Linked DNA regions of Homo sapiens: region 2 is linked to region 1. A link is a loop called in an ENCODE intact Hi-C map of the cell type or tissue named here. Cell type or tissue: endothelial cell of umbilical vein. All regions are shown on one strand. Links, peaks and the distances in the headings refer to the core of each region. The heading gives the core; the rest is flanking DNA.

Region 1 (8,351 bases), core at 3,135-5,634:
CTTTCTTTCTTTCTTTCTTTCTCTTTCTTTCTTCTTTTTCTTTTTCTTTCTTTCCTTCTTTCTTTCTTTCTTCTTTTTCTTTCTTTTCTTTCTTTTTTTTTTTTTTGAGACAGAGTTTCACTCTTGTTGCCCAGGCTGGAGTGCAATGGAGAGATCTTGGCTCACGGCAACCTCCGCCTCCTGGGTTCAAGCAATTCTCCTGTCTCAGCCTCCCGAGTAGCTGGGATTACAGGCATGCACCACCATGCCTGGCTAATTTTGTATTTTTAGTAGAGACGGGGTTTCTCCATGTTGGTCAGGCTGGTCTCGAACTCCCAACCTCGGGTTATCTGCCCGCCTCGGCCTCCCAAAGTGCTGTGATTACAGGTGTGAGCCACTGTGCCCGGTTGGCATTTTCACTATTTTCATTTGACAAATGAGGACATTAAGGCACAAAAAGGTTAAATCACTTGTTCCAAGTTTACCTGGGATTAGAAGCCAGGCATTAAGATTCCAAAGATGGATATAATTGCTAGGGCAATTGGTAGAAGAAATGTTCCAGGACCTTCCCCTCCCCTCAACCTTAAACCCCTAGCTACCATAATTTACCACAAAAGCCTCTCATTTTAATAAAAATTTTCCAGCCCTATCCTATGCCCCATTAATTTTAGCCAGTATTCAATGCAGAGAAATAGCACTGCAATGAAAGCTCATGGGCCCAGCTGTTCCTTTAATAGACTTGACCTGAAGACCTGACGTAAAAATCAGTCCTGCTGTCACCTGGTTGAGGCCCTGCTTTGTTTCTGCTAACTAGTCTGATTTCATTGTCACTCATAATCTCTCAATGTTTGTGTCTTTTCTTTTTTTCAACTCTAAATACTTTTATAATTTCACCATGAAAAATCTCCTTTCATGGTGCATTCCCCCCAGATAGTGGTAACCTTTGAAACACACACTGACAACATTCCTAGACCTTCGAATATAGTTAATACTCACTTCAGGCTGAAAGGAATTTCTTATCAAATTAGGGTCTGTGATGACGGTGACCGTTTCTGCACTTTTATAATAGCTTTCATCTGAGGCCTATAGGACACTGTGTAATGTTAATTAGGCCCCTGTGAAGCAGAGAAGGGCACGGGGAAGGTGCAAGGATGGAAATTAACACTGTGCCAAGTACATAACATAAGCCAGAAGTGATACTTCCTTTTCATGTTTTCCATTTTCATCTTCTTAGTGTTGACATGCCCAGAGGACATTAGCATTGGTGACTGATCTGGTTTCCTTGCCCTCTTTCTTCTCTGGTTTAAAGTCTCAGCTATGGCCACTTGCCCTCCAGGCCCATTCCTGTGGTCCTCTGGGTCTCACCTCTAGGCTGCAGAAGAAGTTATTTCCTCTCCCACCACCCTTCCTCTAGTGAAGAGAAGGGTGAGTTTGTCCCCAGGATGGTCTAACCATACCAGTCATGGGAGGAAAGAGAATAAGGAAGGGATTCCATGTGACGAGAGGGGATCCCAGCCAGTGGCTGGCCCAAGCTGGTCCCATTAATGTAATACCTTGACTCATCCCAGGCAAAACCCTTCTCCATCTGGTGCTTATGGTGTGATCCTGAGGATGCCATGTTACCTGTGATCCACTTCATGTTAGGCAAAATGAGGGAGGTTGTGGTTTGAGGGTTTCATGGAGGTTAGGAACCTCCAGGTATGTAGGGTGGCTGAGACATTGAGACACCCCAGTAAAGAAGGGGAGATAAAGCCTGCTACACACCTGGCCTGGGAGCTGGGGAGGGCATGGTTTATGATGAGGGGTGTGAGAACCAGGAAAACCAAGCAAGTACCCAAGATCAGGGTCAAGGTCAAGGTTAGGTCAGAGACTAGAAATGCAACACAGAGTAGAATCACCCAAATAGACCACTGGACTAGCTCTGTGGGAAATAGTTCAAAGTTTTTCAACATGGAAGAGCAATGTAGCACTCTGTAGAAGGCCAGAGGATCATATAATAAGGAGAGTTTGGTGTGGGAGCAGAGCTTGACCATTGTTATTCTTTGAGGAAAATCTTGAGCTGGTTCCATTTGCCTTCAATTGTAGACTCAGAAACTTTTCCTTCTATGGCACTACCTTGCCACGTACACAAAGGCCCCATCCTCCTTCTTGGGGGCTTACAAGCACCATGAGATATTGCATATTAGGTTGACCGCATGGAATCAGTCTTCTTAACTGCAACATAGCCAGGTTTGGAGGCAAAGACAGTTGTTATTCCTGCTAAATGGTCAGTGAGGAAAATGCCAACAGCCCTCCTAGGAAGTCCTCACTGGATGCCAAAGGACAAGACAACCAGTGCAGCCCCGATGCACCGGTGGTGCACAGGCTCATGTGAGTGGATACTGCGTTGTCCATGGATGCTGGGTCTGCTCATGCCCCTGGAGTTTCTTCAGATCTGACCTTCTCGCCCCAGTCCCCATCAGTTCTCCTCCCCACTGGATATCCACAATCCTTGAAGCTCAGGTGGTAGGACTAGTAAGGAATTTGGTTCTCACTCACAATACTTCTGCCCAGTGTTTAATCCTTTCTGAGTCTTTTCCATTTCTCTAATGAACTAAGCTTTTGAAACTCCAAAGTCAGGAAGTCTTTTCCCGGTTCTGTTTTCCACTGTAACATCCTTTCTCTGAGGCAGTCAGTGCAGAAGAGCCCAACTGCTTCAAAGGGCACAGGGACCTGGGCAAGCACCAAGGAGAGAAAGGAAACATTGGGGTTGAAGGAAAGCATTGGTTCATACAATACAAGGAGGTTAAAATATTTTTCTCCCACAGATCTCATTTCTGAGAGGCTGATTTTAAGTTGGTTGTCTCACTTGCGTGGAAACACTCTTTCTATCTACGTGGCTTTTGGCCCGTCTATTGACATCCATATTTAGAACATCAGTTGGGTACCCAAGGATGAGCATGAGTGGGGCAGAGGCGGGTGGCTCCCATCAAATACAGCCCAGGGGGTCAAGAAGCAGGGAGCTCTGGGAGCACAGATACCTCATGGGTCCCCTAGGACCCACAGGGAGGAAGGAGTCTGGAACATTTTGTCCTGCCTGCAAATATCCTCACACAACACAAGAACCACAGGCAGCCACCATGGTTGCAGTGGGTGTGAGGAGCTGGAGTTCCTAAACAAGATGGGGCAGGAGCATGACCTCTTTGGTCTTAGTCAGGACCCTGGATTGAGGATAATGTGACCTGGGAAAACCAGGACCCCACTAGGGTGGAATCAAAATGCTGTTTCTGCTTCTTGTGCTCTTGAGGGTAGTTGGAAATGGATTGTTTCAGGGCTCCATCTAGCAACTGCCCAGTTTCTGAGTCTAAGCTCCAACACGAAGTGTTGACATTGAGTAGGAAGGTCCTTCTGTTTATGGAATACTGTGGTTTATGTAATTCCTATGTTTAAGCTTTTTCTCTAGGTAGTAAAATGATTGATCCCCTCAAAATAGAATCATCTGGGGTTGTTTTTAGATGAAATAAAGCATCTAGACAGACCCTGATTTTTGTTCAAATTGGCTGAATTGGCTGAACTGGGTTAAGTGGAAAATACTAGGTCAACCACAAGCCCACTATGAGTCTTGAGAAATGGACTTAGCTTCTGTCTGGATCCTGTATTACCCTGCCTGAAACATATGCTCTAAGGCAGCTGTGAAAGGGAACTGTTTTGATTTATGTGAGACCCTGAGCGAAGGATTTCAGTTCTCTGAGTGTCCACGCCATTGATGGTACATGCAAACTACACACACTACACACAAACACACACCACATTCACACACACTACACACACACACACACACACCACATTCACACACACTACACACACACACCGCATTCACACACACCACACACACACACCACATTCACACACACACCACATTCACACACACTACACACACACACACCACATTCACACACACTACACACACACCACATTCACACACACTACACACACCGCATTCACACACACTACACACACACACCACATTCACACACACTACACACACACACCACATTCACACACACTACACACACACAGCACATCCACACACACTACACACATGCACCGCATTCACACACACTAAACACACACACACCACATTCACACACACACACACCACATTCACACACACTACACACACACACACACACCACATTCACACAAACTTGTTGGAGTCAGTCAAGCCCCACAGCCCTAAAAGGCACTTCACAAAAGGGTGAATGAGAAGAGAAAGCAAACCTGAGATTCTGTGGGGCAATTGACACCAATCCCCCGTCCCAAACATCCCCATTTAAATGTGATTAATTTGCAATTCTGAAAGATGTCATTTGTGTCAATCCAGGAACGCATTCATTTTGGGGTGAGCGGAAATGTCCCCAATTTCTGGTGGTAGCGGATACATCTGAAAAATGGAATCGAATCAATTTTGCTCCCGAGAGGGACAGGTGGAGGACTCCTATTTCCTGCCAATTCAGTTGGAAACAATGAGGAGAGAGGAAAAAAAATGGAGCCCTCCCTTCTCTTTCTGGCCTTAGACATGAACTCCTGATAAGATCCTGGAAAACAGGCAGCGTTTTTAACAGCCGGTTGCCCTCTTCAGCTGAGAAAACAGCACGAGCCAAAACTAGGAACCGGGGCCACCTCTATTGTGAATGTGGCCAGGCTGACTTATTGTCGCCAAACAGCAAATCATGAAATGACTGAGATAAGGAATATAATCACATTTTCACATGAACCTTACATTCTTACCTCTTCTATAGGAAAGGATATCCCTGCAGGAAGGAGGAAGGTGGGGCCTGCCCATGTTCTGCAGCAGGGCTGGGACTGCATTGTCCAGGCTTTTGTAGGGACACAGGAAGAGGGTACGGAAGTTTCTACAGGAAAACAGAGAAAAGTTCAAACATAAACAGCATCCAAAAAAATTTACCAACAGCAAACTAGATTTCCTCTTTGGGCCTCCCATGCTTCCATGCACCCCTGGACTGGCAGATTTTAATCTTGGATTCTGTTCACCTTGGTAACCTCCAGCGCGTGTGATTATGCTGTTTCCCTACTTATTAAGTTAAAAGGATGTGTTTTCTATGGCAATGGAGACAAAAACAATCTCTTTCCAGAGACTGTATCCTGGCCTGGCCGGAGACTGTTCTGTCTTTTCCATTTGTCATTTCTGGGGAGGGCATGAGCTTTCCTGAAGTTCCGTGTGTGATAGGGCGGCTCCCTTTCAGGAGCATTTGAACAAAAGCTGAAAGTGGCTACATCATTGCTTCCCACGAGGCAGGGGTTTGGTTCGGCTCCCTGGTTTCAGCCAGAGATGAGCTTTGAGAAACTCAACCATAAGGGACACAAGAAATGTATCCTCACTCCACCCCCAAGTAACTAGTGAGGGCTGGAGTTGTCCCTTTCCACCCCGCTTGCCGTCTGTCCTCCCACCCCCCAGGGCTCAGAAGAAGCTGCCACAGGAATCTCGGCTGCCCACCCTGAGGCCGCACAGCTCTGGTTTTAGGGTTATGAAAACCACGGCTCTAACAGGGAGAATTCCATCACTAAATCTGAAAGAAGAGGGCCTAGATGAAACCAGGGAGCAGCTTTGGGGACTCACGCCACCTTATGCCTCGGCCTTGTGTTTTAAACCAAGTCGTTCCTTTCTGCCTCTGGTTACATAGATAGGTGACAAAAAAAAAATTATAGAAAAATGTTATCAGATTCCCTGGTTTTGGGAAGAGGGGCGTGAGGGAAAAGGCCTTCTCAAGGGCAAACTTTGAAATGTAAGAAGTTTCTCTCCACTCTTCTTCCTGACTGAAAGGCTTCACATTGGCTAGGGATCACAGAAGTCACTTCCACACTCGCTGTAATGGGGACTGCCAGGCACTAAAAGGAGCATCCGTCACCTCTCAGATGGGGCCAATCACACATTTCAGGAGCAAACAGTTACAGTTAGTAGACAGATTTCCTAGACACTTGCCCTTATGGGAAATTAAAGTACCCCCTACCCCCCTCAAAATAGCTCATAAGTCTAAGGATCTTCCCCAGCCCATCAGAGGATGGAGTTCTGAGTGGACTGTGCTAGATTTTTAGGGGATATCTTTTTCTGAATTGCTTTTTCCAGAACGAATGACTTCCATTATGTTCAGCCAGGGACCAATTTTTCACTTAAGTATGTAAAGCAAAATATGACTTTTTCCCTGGATATGTTACAACAGAAAGCTTTCCTGACAGCTGCCAGGCAGGTGATTAAAGCGTATTATATAAAAGCCCAGGTACAAGTAAGAGGGTGACCTTGAGTTCTCAAACCAGTGTAAAATGCTATTTAAGATGGATTCAGAGAGCTCTGCTGTGTGTAAGGAATGCCTGCATTTTCAGAAAACAGCAGATGAAGACTCATTCATGCAACACACACGTATTGAACAGCTGTTGCCCTCCAGCCCTACATTCATTCATTCATTCATTCATTAATGCATTCATTCATTCATGTGTTCATTCATTTATAGAAGGTGCCAGGCACTGAGTTACATTTGAAGAACAATCAGGGGTGATTTTCAACACATGTAACAGGAAGGCTTTCACCCTAACTCACCAGTTTTGTTTTTCAGGGTTTCAGGAGGACTTTGGAGATATTGCTGGGCCTGTGCTGGAGGCCCTTTGCTCCTGTGTCAGGTGTTAACCCTTGAGTCACTTGGTGCATTTTGATATTTTAGTAACCACTACAGCTTGCCAGCTGGCTCAGTCCTGAATACAGTAATATACAAGTCCTTGATCTCTGGAAGCCAGCATTTTAGAGTCTGCTACATTTCCAGAAAAATAAGCCTGAGTCCCAAGCTGACCTGAGCCCAAAGTCCTGCATGGGCTTCAGGAGGTTCTCAACTCCCATGAAAAGGAGGCAGCAAGGGCCCTTCTAATCCAAGGCTGAGCATCAGATGGAGCTTGAGCGAGCCAGGGAGTCCTGCTAAGGATGATGAACCAGGAGAGGGACTCCCCTGGCTCTCCAAGCTCTGTTTCTCACAGGACCCAGTAGGGCTGTGGCCTCCACCTGTGGAATCAGGCCTGCCACACTCCAAGACCAGCAGGCCTCTGAGCAGGGGGTCTCTAAAATAGCCCAGCAGATGACTCAGTTCCAAGCTTCCACTTTGATGGTAGGGCTTCTCACCTGTTGCTTTTCTTACAGCCAGCTCTCTTCATACATTTAGGTTACCTGCCTGGCCCCTATGGACATGTGATTCCTCAGCTACCCTCTTCCTAAACACAGGTTTCATTTAGAGTCAAAGTTAGAAGCATATTAACCTAGGCCTGAGCCTGTCTTAACTTATTTTACCCGTAATGAGGGTGAACAGTCATCATTATTGCTCTGATAAAACATGTACAGGAAGTCTAGAAGTATGCAAGGGGCTCACCTCTCTGGTGAATTGTCAGCAAGTATCAGGTTAAAGGAAAACAGTGAGAAGAGAAAGCAATAATGGGCAAATTTAAAGTAACTATTGGAGAAAGCTTATAACAATTGGGAAGAAAATCTTGGATTCCAACAGCCCCAAATCATGTAAGACCTACAATTTCTACATGAGTACCAAACAATCAAGTTATTAGGTTATTAAATGAAATTCACTATGATTACAAATAGTTTCCTGTAAAAGTCCAATATTGTATAAAATATTACTATAAACCAACATTATTGTCTTTAAAACTCATTTACTGGAAACTTTGCATTCAGATACCGGCCATCACCATCTAACTGGTCCCCTTGGAAGACCTGCTCCTTTTCCCATGACACCCCTACAGAAAACATTTTAGAACTCCTTGTCCCAAATCCTTGTGTGGGCTAATCCTCAAAGCCAATTTATAAGTCACTTAGAAAAAGACTCTTATATTGTTTTATATTCATATATTTTGTTTGTTTCTTTGTTTTTTGAGATGGAGTCTCGTTCTGTCGCCCAGGCTGGAGTGCAATGACACCATCTCGCCTCACTGCAACCTACACCTCCAGGTTCAAGTGATTCTCCTGCCTCAGCCTCCCCAGTAGCTGGGATTACAGGCATGTGACACCACACCTGGCTGATTTTTGTATTTTAGTAGAGACGGGGTTTCCCTATGTTGACCAGGCTAGTCTTGAACTCCTGATCTCGGGTGATCTGCCCACCTTGGCCTTTCAAGTGTTGGAATTACAGGCGTGGGCCACCACGCCTGGCCATGTATCTTATTTTTGATCCAAAATAGTAACATCTACTTTTTTCACCATTATCTAGATATTATTTCTGTTCCAAAATGAAGTCTATCAAATAATGAACATTTATTCATACTGAAATTGAAAGAGGCTGGGTGCAGTGGATTACGCCTGTGATCCTAGCACTTTGGGAGAATTG
Region 2 (8,351 bases), core at 2,027-4,526, 62 kb before region 1:
GTATCCTCACACAGCAGAGAGCCGACAGAGCTCTCTGGGATCCCTTTTAAAAGGGCATTAATCCCATTCATGAAGGCTCTATTCTCAGGACCTAATCACCTCCCAAGGGTCCCAGCTCCTAATGCCATTACATTGGGGGTTAGGATTTGAACATACGAATTTGGGGCTGGGAGACACAAACATTCAGGTCTATAATGGGCACGTAATAAATGTTTACTGAGTATTAGCTTTTGGGTTGCCTGTAACTTGCTAAGAAATAATGTTACAAAAAAAAAAAAAAAAAAAAGCACCAAAGGCAAAAATGAATGGAAAGAAAGGAAGAGAAGTGCATATACAAAGCAGATACCACTTAATGTCTGACAGAAAAAGGAATGGCTGTTGTGCCTTTCAGTAAGGTTCAATCTTTTTCCTCCAGCCAGGGTGTAGTTTCTGGGCTGGAACCAGAGAGCAGGAAGAGGAAGCCCAGCGTCCCCTTCCTGTTGCCACCAGCCTTTGCAGCTGGCTGCTGGTGTGTGTTTTTATGTTTGTGTTTTTGAGATGGAGTCTCGCGCAGTTGCCCAGGCTGGAGTGCAGTAGCGTGATCTCGGCTCATTGCAACCTCTGTCTCCCGGGTTCAAGTGATTCTCCTGCCTCAGCCTCCCAAGTAGCTGGGGTTATAAGCATGTGCCACCACGCCTGGCTAATTTTTGTAATTTTACAGGGTTTCTCCATGTTGGCCAGGCTGGTCTCGAACTACTGACCTCAAGTGATCTGCCTGTCTCGGCCTCCCAAAGCGCTGGGATTACAGGCGTGAGTCACCACGCCTGGCCTTTTTTTTTTTTCTTTTTTCAATGCTGCATAATCCTCTTCCTAATTACAATAAACACTCCTCACTATAAAATTTTGCTTTATGTTTTCATAGCCCTTTCCCATCTCTTCCCTTCCTATCTGATCCCCACAACAGAATCGGGTAGAGCCTATTGTTTTCCCACTTCACAGATGGGGAAGAGTAGGGCTTGGGCTTGCCATCCAGCTCAGATAAGATCCAAAGGCATGCCAAGATCGTCGGTTCTTTTTTCTTCTTCTTCTTCTTTTTTCTTTTTTTTTTTTTGAGACGGAGTCTTGCTCTGTTGCCCAGGCTGGAGTGCAATGGCACGATCTTGGCTCACTGCAACCTCTGCCTCCCAGGTTCAAGTGATTCTCCTGCCTCAGCCTCCTGAGTAGCTGGGATTACAGACACGCACCACCATGCCTGGCTTATTTTTGTATTTTTAGTAGAGACAGAGTTTCACCATGTTGGCAGGCTGGTCTCGAACTCCTGACCTAGTCATCTGCCCGTCTTAGCCTCTCCAAGTGTTGGGATTACAGGCATGAGCCACCGCACCCGGCCTCCTTTTCTTCTTCATATATATATATATATATATATATATATATATATATATATATAAAAATATATATATATATAAATATATATATATATAAAAATATATATATATATAAATATATATATATATAAAAATATATATATATATAAATATATATATATATAAATATATATATATAAATATATATATATATAAATATATATATATATAAATATATATATATATAAATATATATATATATATTTCCAAATGTTCTTTTCTGTTTGTTTTTTGAGACAGAGTCTGGCTCTGTCGCTCAGGCTAGAATGCAGTGGCATGATCTTGGCTTACTGCAGCCCCCCAGGTTCAAGCGATTCAAGGTTCTCAGCTCACTGCAGTCCCCCAGGTTCAAATAATTCTCCTGGCCTAGCCTCCCGAGTAGCTAGGATTACAGGCATGCAACACCATGCCTGACTAACTTTTGTATTTTTAGTACAGGCAGTATTTTTCGAACTCCTGACCTCAAGTGATCTACCTGCCTCAGCCTCCCAAAGTACTGGGATTACAGGCACGTGCCACCACATCCAGCTCAAAATGTTCTTAAATTTTAAAATGTATTGCTAACTTTCCTTATGTTTTAATAGTAAGGAGTAACTCATATTAAGCATCACATGTACCAGGCATTACTTTAAGAGCTGTATCTGTATTGTCATTTACTTCTCACAACAGCCCAATTAGATAGCTGTTATTATTTTTCTCCTTTTACAGATGACATCACTGAGTTACAGTGACCTACCACTATTAAGTTTAAACTCAGGTAGTTTGGTTCTAGAACAAACACACTTAACTATTATACTAGTTTACATGTTCATGGTAGAATTTATTTTTATTTTTTTAGAGACAGGGTCTTGCTATGTTGCCCAGGCTGGAGTGCAGTGGCTATTCACCGACACTATCCCACTAGTGATCAGCATGGGAGTTTTGACATGCTCTGTTTCTGATCTGGGCTGATTCACCCCTCCTTAGGCAACCTGGTGGTCCCCTGCTCCCAGGAGATTACCATATTTATGCTGAACTTAGTGCGGATAACTGATTGGCATAGCACACTTTAGCCCAGAATTTCTGGCCTCAAGCAATCCTCCCTGCTCAGCCTCCTGAGTAGCTGGGACTACAGGCAAGTGCCACCACGTCTAGCCATGGTAGAATTTTTAAACACCAGCAAAGCAAAAAAAAAAAAAAAAGAAGAACAAGAAAAAGAAAAGTTTTAAAATCATTATAATCCCAATACTCAGATATAACTACTGTTAACATTTGATATATGTGGATAAATTAGACATGAGATGTGGAGTGAAAGGGAAGAACATATTTCAGAATTACTTGGGGGAGCTTTTGAAATATGTATATACTTGAAGTACTTTACTCAAGGAGGAAGGACAGGCATGAGGATTTGGGGTGAAACATTTAGTGGATGCTAATAAACAGCCTCCACTTTTCTCTTCTACTCCCCAATTGCCTCACTGCCACCCCAGTCGAATGTCACCCGTGTATCTTTCCAGTCTTTCTTCCAGGCATAGCTACATATGCATACACATAAATACACACTTGTAAATGGCAAACCAAACACTAATTAATGGTAGTTTAAAAAAAAAAAAACCAGCTGGGTGTGGTGGCTCATGTCTGTAATCCCAGCACTTTGGGAGGCCAAGGTGGGCGGATCACCTGAGGTCAGGAGTTTGAGACCAGCCTGGCCAACATGGCGAAACCCTGCCCCTACCAAAAATATAAAAAGAATTAGCCAAGCATGGTGGCAGGTGCCTGTAGTCCCAGCTACTGGAGAGGCTGAGGCAGGAGAATCGCTTGAACCCAAGAGGCGGAGATTGCCGTGAGCCGAGATGGCGCCACTGCACTCCAGCCTCGGCAATAGAGCACAACTCCGTCTCAAAAAATAAAAAAATAAAATAAAAACCAAGGCAGGCAGGAGCTGCTGGCACATTTTATGATCACATTCTTAATTGCTGTGGATTCTTGCTGCACCTCAAGGGCACACTCATCTGACAAATACAAGATTCCAGGCTGGAACCTGACGGGTTTTTGGCATCAACATCCCTTGCTGTGAATTTGTTGTTTTGCTGTTTGGTAAGTGGAAGTGACCAAGCTATTCCCCTGCCCGTGTTCTCCCAGGGGCCCTCTACTTCCGGCTGATATGTACTGTACAGTCTTCCAGACACAGCCTCGAGCCAGGGCGCTGGAAAACTGCCTGTGCCCATGTTATTCCCCATTCAGGCTGGCTCCAGGGCCTGGGGAGAAGAGGCCTAGGGCAAACCCAACAGGATGCCTGGTGCGCTCAGGAAGGAGTAGAACCTGAGCCACAGAAGGGAGAAGTAGAACAAGGTGTTTCCTCTCTCTGATCTCCGCCATAGCCCACTCTGGCACTTGTCACACCACTCCCCAGGTACTCATGTACTCCTCTGTCCCTCATAGTGGTCTGTGTGCTCTTTATGGGCAGGTATCAGACTTGGTTCATTTTTCTTTCTTCCTTTTTGCATCCTGATTGCTTGGAATGGCACCTGGAACGGAGGGAGCAGTAGATTCCTATTGGGATGAGGCCAGGCATGGTAGCTTACGCCTGTAATCCCAGTACTTTGGGAGGCCAAGGTGGACAGATCGCCTGAGGTGAGGAGTTCGAGACCAGCCTGGCCAACATGGTGAAACCTCGTCTCTATTAAAAATACAAAAAAAAAAAAAAAAAAAATTAGCCAGGCGTGGTGGTGCACGCCGATAGTCCCAACTACTCAGGAGGCTGAGGCAGGAGAATTGCTTGAACCCAGGAGGTGGAGGTTGCAGTTAGCCGAGATCACATCTGCCATTGCACATCAGCCTCCAGTCTAGGCAACAGGGCAAGACTCCATCTAAATATATATATATATATATATACACACACACACACATACACACATATATATATACACACACACACACACACATATATACACACATATATGTATACACATATATATACACACATATATATACACACACACACACACACACACATATATATATATATTCCCTTTGGGATGAATAACAGGCATAACCATAGCTAACACTGATTGAGGGCCTCTCTGTGCTCAAAGGCAGATAAATAAGACAGAACTTTCTCTTCTAATCTTTCCAACAACCCCATAAGGTAGAATCCAGATTCTATTATTATCTTCTTTGTAGAGTGAAGGAAATTAGGCAGAGAGACACTAATTAATTTGTCCAAGGTGGCAGAGATCAGTGGCTGGCTGCAACCCAAACCAGGAAGTTTAGTTCCAAAATTCCAGTTCTTAGTCCTTCCTCTATCCCACTTCTCCCACCCACTCTCTCCTGCAAGTCAGTGACCATAGTGGTCACCTTAGGGTTTCACTTTATTATGTCATTCCCCTGATCAAGAACCTTCCAGGCCAGGCTCCCCAGCACAGCATGGAGGCTGTCTAGGGTTGTCCCCAGCCTCCTGAGCAGTGACCTCCTCTTTCAGAGGCAATAGGAGCTTGGTCCCAACTCTACCATCTACCACTGTGTGACTGTGGCCATGGGACTTAACCTCTTTCCACCTCGGGCTCCTCCACTGTAGAATGAGAAGTACTGGGGCTGACTTCACATGGCTTATGACGGCTTGAGAGTCATCAGTGTGGGCACTGCTTAGAACAGGGGTTGGAAAACGTTTTCTAAAAAGGGCCAGATGGTAAGTATTTTTGGCTTTGTGGGCCATATGGTCTCTGCAACAACTGCTCAACTCCGCCATTGTAGTCCAAAAGTAGAAGCTATAGGCCTGGTGCAGTGGCTCACGCCTGTAATCCTAGCACTGTGGGAGGCTGAGGCGGGCGGATCACCTGAGGTCAGGAGTTCAAGACCAGCCTGGCCAACATGGCAAAACCCTATCTCTACTAAAAATATAAAAATCAGCCGGGCGTGGTGATGCACACCTGTAATCCCAGCTACTTGGGAGGCTGAGGCAGGAGAATCGCTTGAACCCGGGAGGCGAGGTTGCAGTGAGCCGAGATCGCACCACTGCCCTCCGGCCTGGGTGACACAGCAAGACTCTGCCTCAAAAAAAAAAAAAAAAAAAAAAAGCAGAGGATATGGTCTGAATGTTTTGTGTCCCCCCAAATTCGCATGTTGAAATCCTAACCCCCAGGGTGATAGTATCAGGAGATGGGGCTTTGGGGAGGGGATTAGGCTATGAGGGTAAAGCCTTCAAGACTGCGACTAATGCCCTTGTAAAAGAGGCCCCAGAGAGCTAGCTAGCCTCTCCCATTATGTGAGGACACAGGGAGAAGGTATCATCTAGAAATGAATTAGAAATGAATTTTCTACAAACTAGAAAGCCCTCACCCAACACTGAATCTGCTGGGGCCTTGATCTTGGGCTTCCCCACTCCTAGAACTGTGTGACATAAATGTCTGTTGTTTATAAGGCGCTATTTTGTTGTAGCAGCCCAAAGAGACAAGCAGCCATGGACAAGATGAAAAATAATTTGTATGGCTATATATCAATAAAAGTTTATTTATGGCTGAGTGCAGTGGCTCAGGCCTATAATCTCAGCACTTCAGGAGGTAGAGGCAGGAGGACCACTTCAGCCCAGGAGTTCAAGACCAGCCTAGGCAATATAGCTAAACCCCATCTCTGCAAAAAAAGTTTAAAATAAGCCTGGCGTGGTGGCGCACGGGTAGTACCAGCTACTCGGGAGGCTGAGGTGGGAGCATGGCTTAAGCCCCGGATGTCAAGGCTGCAGTGAGCCATGATCACACCACTACACGCCAGCCTAGGCAACAGAGTGAGAAGCTGTCTCGAAAAAAAAAAAAAGTTTATTTATGGGCACTAAAATTTGAATTTCAAATAATTCTTATGTGGCATGAAATATTATTTCTAGTTTTTTCCTAACCATTTAAAAATGTGAAAACCTTTCTTAGCTCATGGACATTATATACAAAAACAGGTGTGGGGCTAGATTTGGTTCACAGGCTGTAGTCTGCTGACACCTAGTTTAGAGCAGTATCTGGTACAAAGGAAGAGCTTAATACATCTGAGACAGACAGTGTGAAGTAAGGTAACAAGTAGGAGGTTTTATAAGGTGCCGAGGGCCCTGGCTTGGTGGGGACATGTGGCTGGAATAGATGTGTTAAATATAGGAGACAGAGATGAGAACCCAACATCTGCTGAGTGCTGACTGTGGCCATGCACCACACTTTCCACATTTCCTCCCATTGAGTCCTCACACTGACCTTGTACCTTACACCTGTTTACAGAGATGATGAGTGAGGCTCAGAGAGGTTAAGTAATACGCCCAGAGTTACACAGCTTTTAAGTGACAGAGTCAGGATCTGAACCCAGGTTTTATAGAACACCAAAGACTGGGCTTTTTCTATGAGACTGTCATTTGCTGAACATGTATTTTATTGAAAACAGATGTACAAGGTGCTATGCCAGGTTTGGGAACACAGTGGTGTAAAAGATGTACACCCCATGGAGTGTATAGTCTGGTAGGAGAGACCAGGCATCCAAACGAGCAATTATAACTCAGGGTGACATCTCCAGGATGAAAATGAACAAGGGAGCTCAGAATGTACAGTTCTTACCCATGTATGGAAAATCAGAGAAGGCTTCCTGAAGGAAGCAATGTCTAACCAGATGGAAGGTCAAGAAGGAAAGACCCAGGAAGGCACGAAACAGGGGCTAATGATACTAAACTACAATTTGTTTTCTTGCATATGCAGGTTGTGGCTGGTGCCCCTACCTCTCAGATTTGCTGCCCTTGATAGTCCAATCTCTTCTTAGGAGGGTGCCTGCGTCTTTTTTTTTTTTTTCCTTTTTTTTTTTTTGAGACAGAGTCTCACTCTGTTGCCCAGGCTGGAGTGCAATGGCATGATCTCAGCTCATTACAGCCTCTGCTTCCTGGGTTCAAGCAATTCTCTGCCTCAGCCTCCCGAGTAGCTGGGATTACAGGTGCCTGCCACTACACCCGGCTATTGTATTTTTAGTATAGATGGTGTTTCACCATGTTGGCCAGGTTGGTCTTGAACTCCTGGCCTTGTGATCCACCTGCCTCGGCCTACCAAAGTGTCCCAACAGTTTGGATTACAGGCGTAAGCCAGCACGCCCAGCCCGGGGTCCTGTGTCTTTTGTCCTTAGCTGTCCTTTGCCTCCATCCCCTCTCATTCTGAAATGCTACTATGGTTTTGTTTCAGAGCTCCCCAGAGACACAACTCAGCCCCTCTCTGCTTTCCTCATTACTTCAAGTGTTCCATGAATTCAGTAAACCTGATTCAAGATTTTGGTGGAGGGTGGGGATGGGAGTGCGGTATCCATGGGGAGGGGTCATTCCTGGAGCACTGGGCTTCCGCCCTCTCCTGGCCCCCCACTTCCTCCCTGGAGTTGCAAACAAAATCCTCCCTTTGTCTTGTTGGGAGCGTTCCCTCCCACCTCCGGCCAGAAGGATCTCGGTTCCTACTTGAACTTAGCAAAGTATTTTCTCAACAAAGACAGCTCTACCTTCCTAAGAGGAATTCTGATACATAAAAAGTTCTCTTTACACCTCTGTTGTTTCATTCAACCCTCCAAGCAAATCGCTGGAATAGCGATCATCGTCCCCATTTTACAGATGGGGAAACTGAGTAACAAACCCATGTGATGGTGCCGGGAGTTAAAGGCAGGACTGCCAGAATCCAAAGCCTCCTTCCCCAGCCACTGGCTATTCCACTTTCCAACACCACTGTGATGGGGTCTGGGGAAGGCAGGGGAGGGGACAGCCTAGTTGGGCTAGCAGGGAAGATGAAGGCCAGGAACTGGGACCATAGAAGTATAGTTTCACCAGAGACACTCGTTTCCCATTACTTAAACCTCCACAATCTTCCAGTGAATGTTTCTTACTGCCGTTTTTCCAGAATGAGAGAATTGGACAAGACAGGCTTCAGTCACAGACACCCCAAGCAGACCAGGATCCTTCCTAAGAGGAACACAATTCCC

Evidence for each region. Hi-C counts contacts between places; a loop is a spot of excess contacts. Peaks named below come from ENCODE experiments on the same cell type or tissue, not always from the same donor. Only the 100,000 strongest peaks of a DNase experiment are listed, where the experiment ranks them.
Region 2: a loop joins it to region 1, with 3 times the contacts of the local background. A loop is called at or near these places in 5 of 110 quality-filtered maps.

Annotation. Positions count from the first base shown.
Region 1 is chr12:96,160,558-96,168,908 of GRCh38, forward strand. LINC02452 (long intergenic non-protein coding RNA 2452) reads right to left here. Exons shown (of 3, transcript XR_945239.3): 2 at 4,750-4,874; 3 at 1,281-2,691. Among named protein-coding and RNA genes, the nearest start is that of LINC02452, 7.7 kb to the right of the region's middle. RefSeq lists a silencer at 5,734-6,028. In endothelial cell of umbilical vein, for the core only: no CTCF peak of the experiment used is centred there; DNase peaks (open chromatin) are centred at 3,604, 4,694 and 5,084; H3K27ac peaks cover 1,798 bases.
Region 2 is chr12:96,099,712-96,108,062 of GRCh38, forward strand. LOC105369923 (a long non-coding RNA gene) reads left to right here. Exons shown (of 3, transcript XR_945238.2): 3 at 8,270-8,351. It also overlaps the pseudogene RN7SL88P. Among named protein-coding and RNA genes, the nearest start is that of TRD-GTC2-8, 68 kb to the left of the region's middle. In endothelial cell of umbilical vein, for the core only: no CTCF peak of the experiment used is centred there; a DNase peak (open chromatin) is centred at 3,550; H3K27ac peaks cover 869 bases.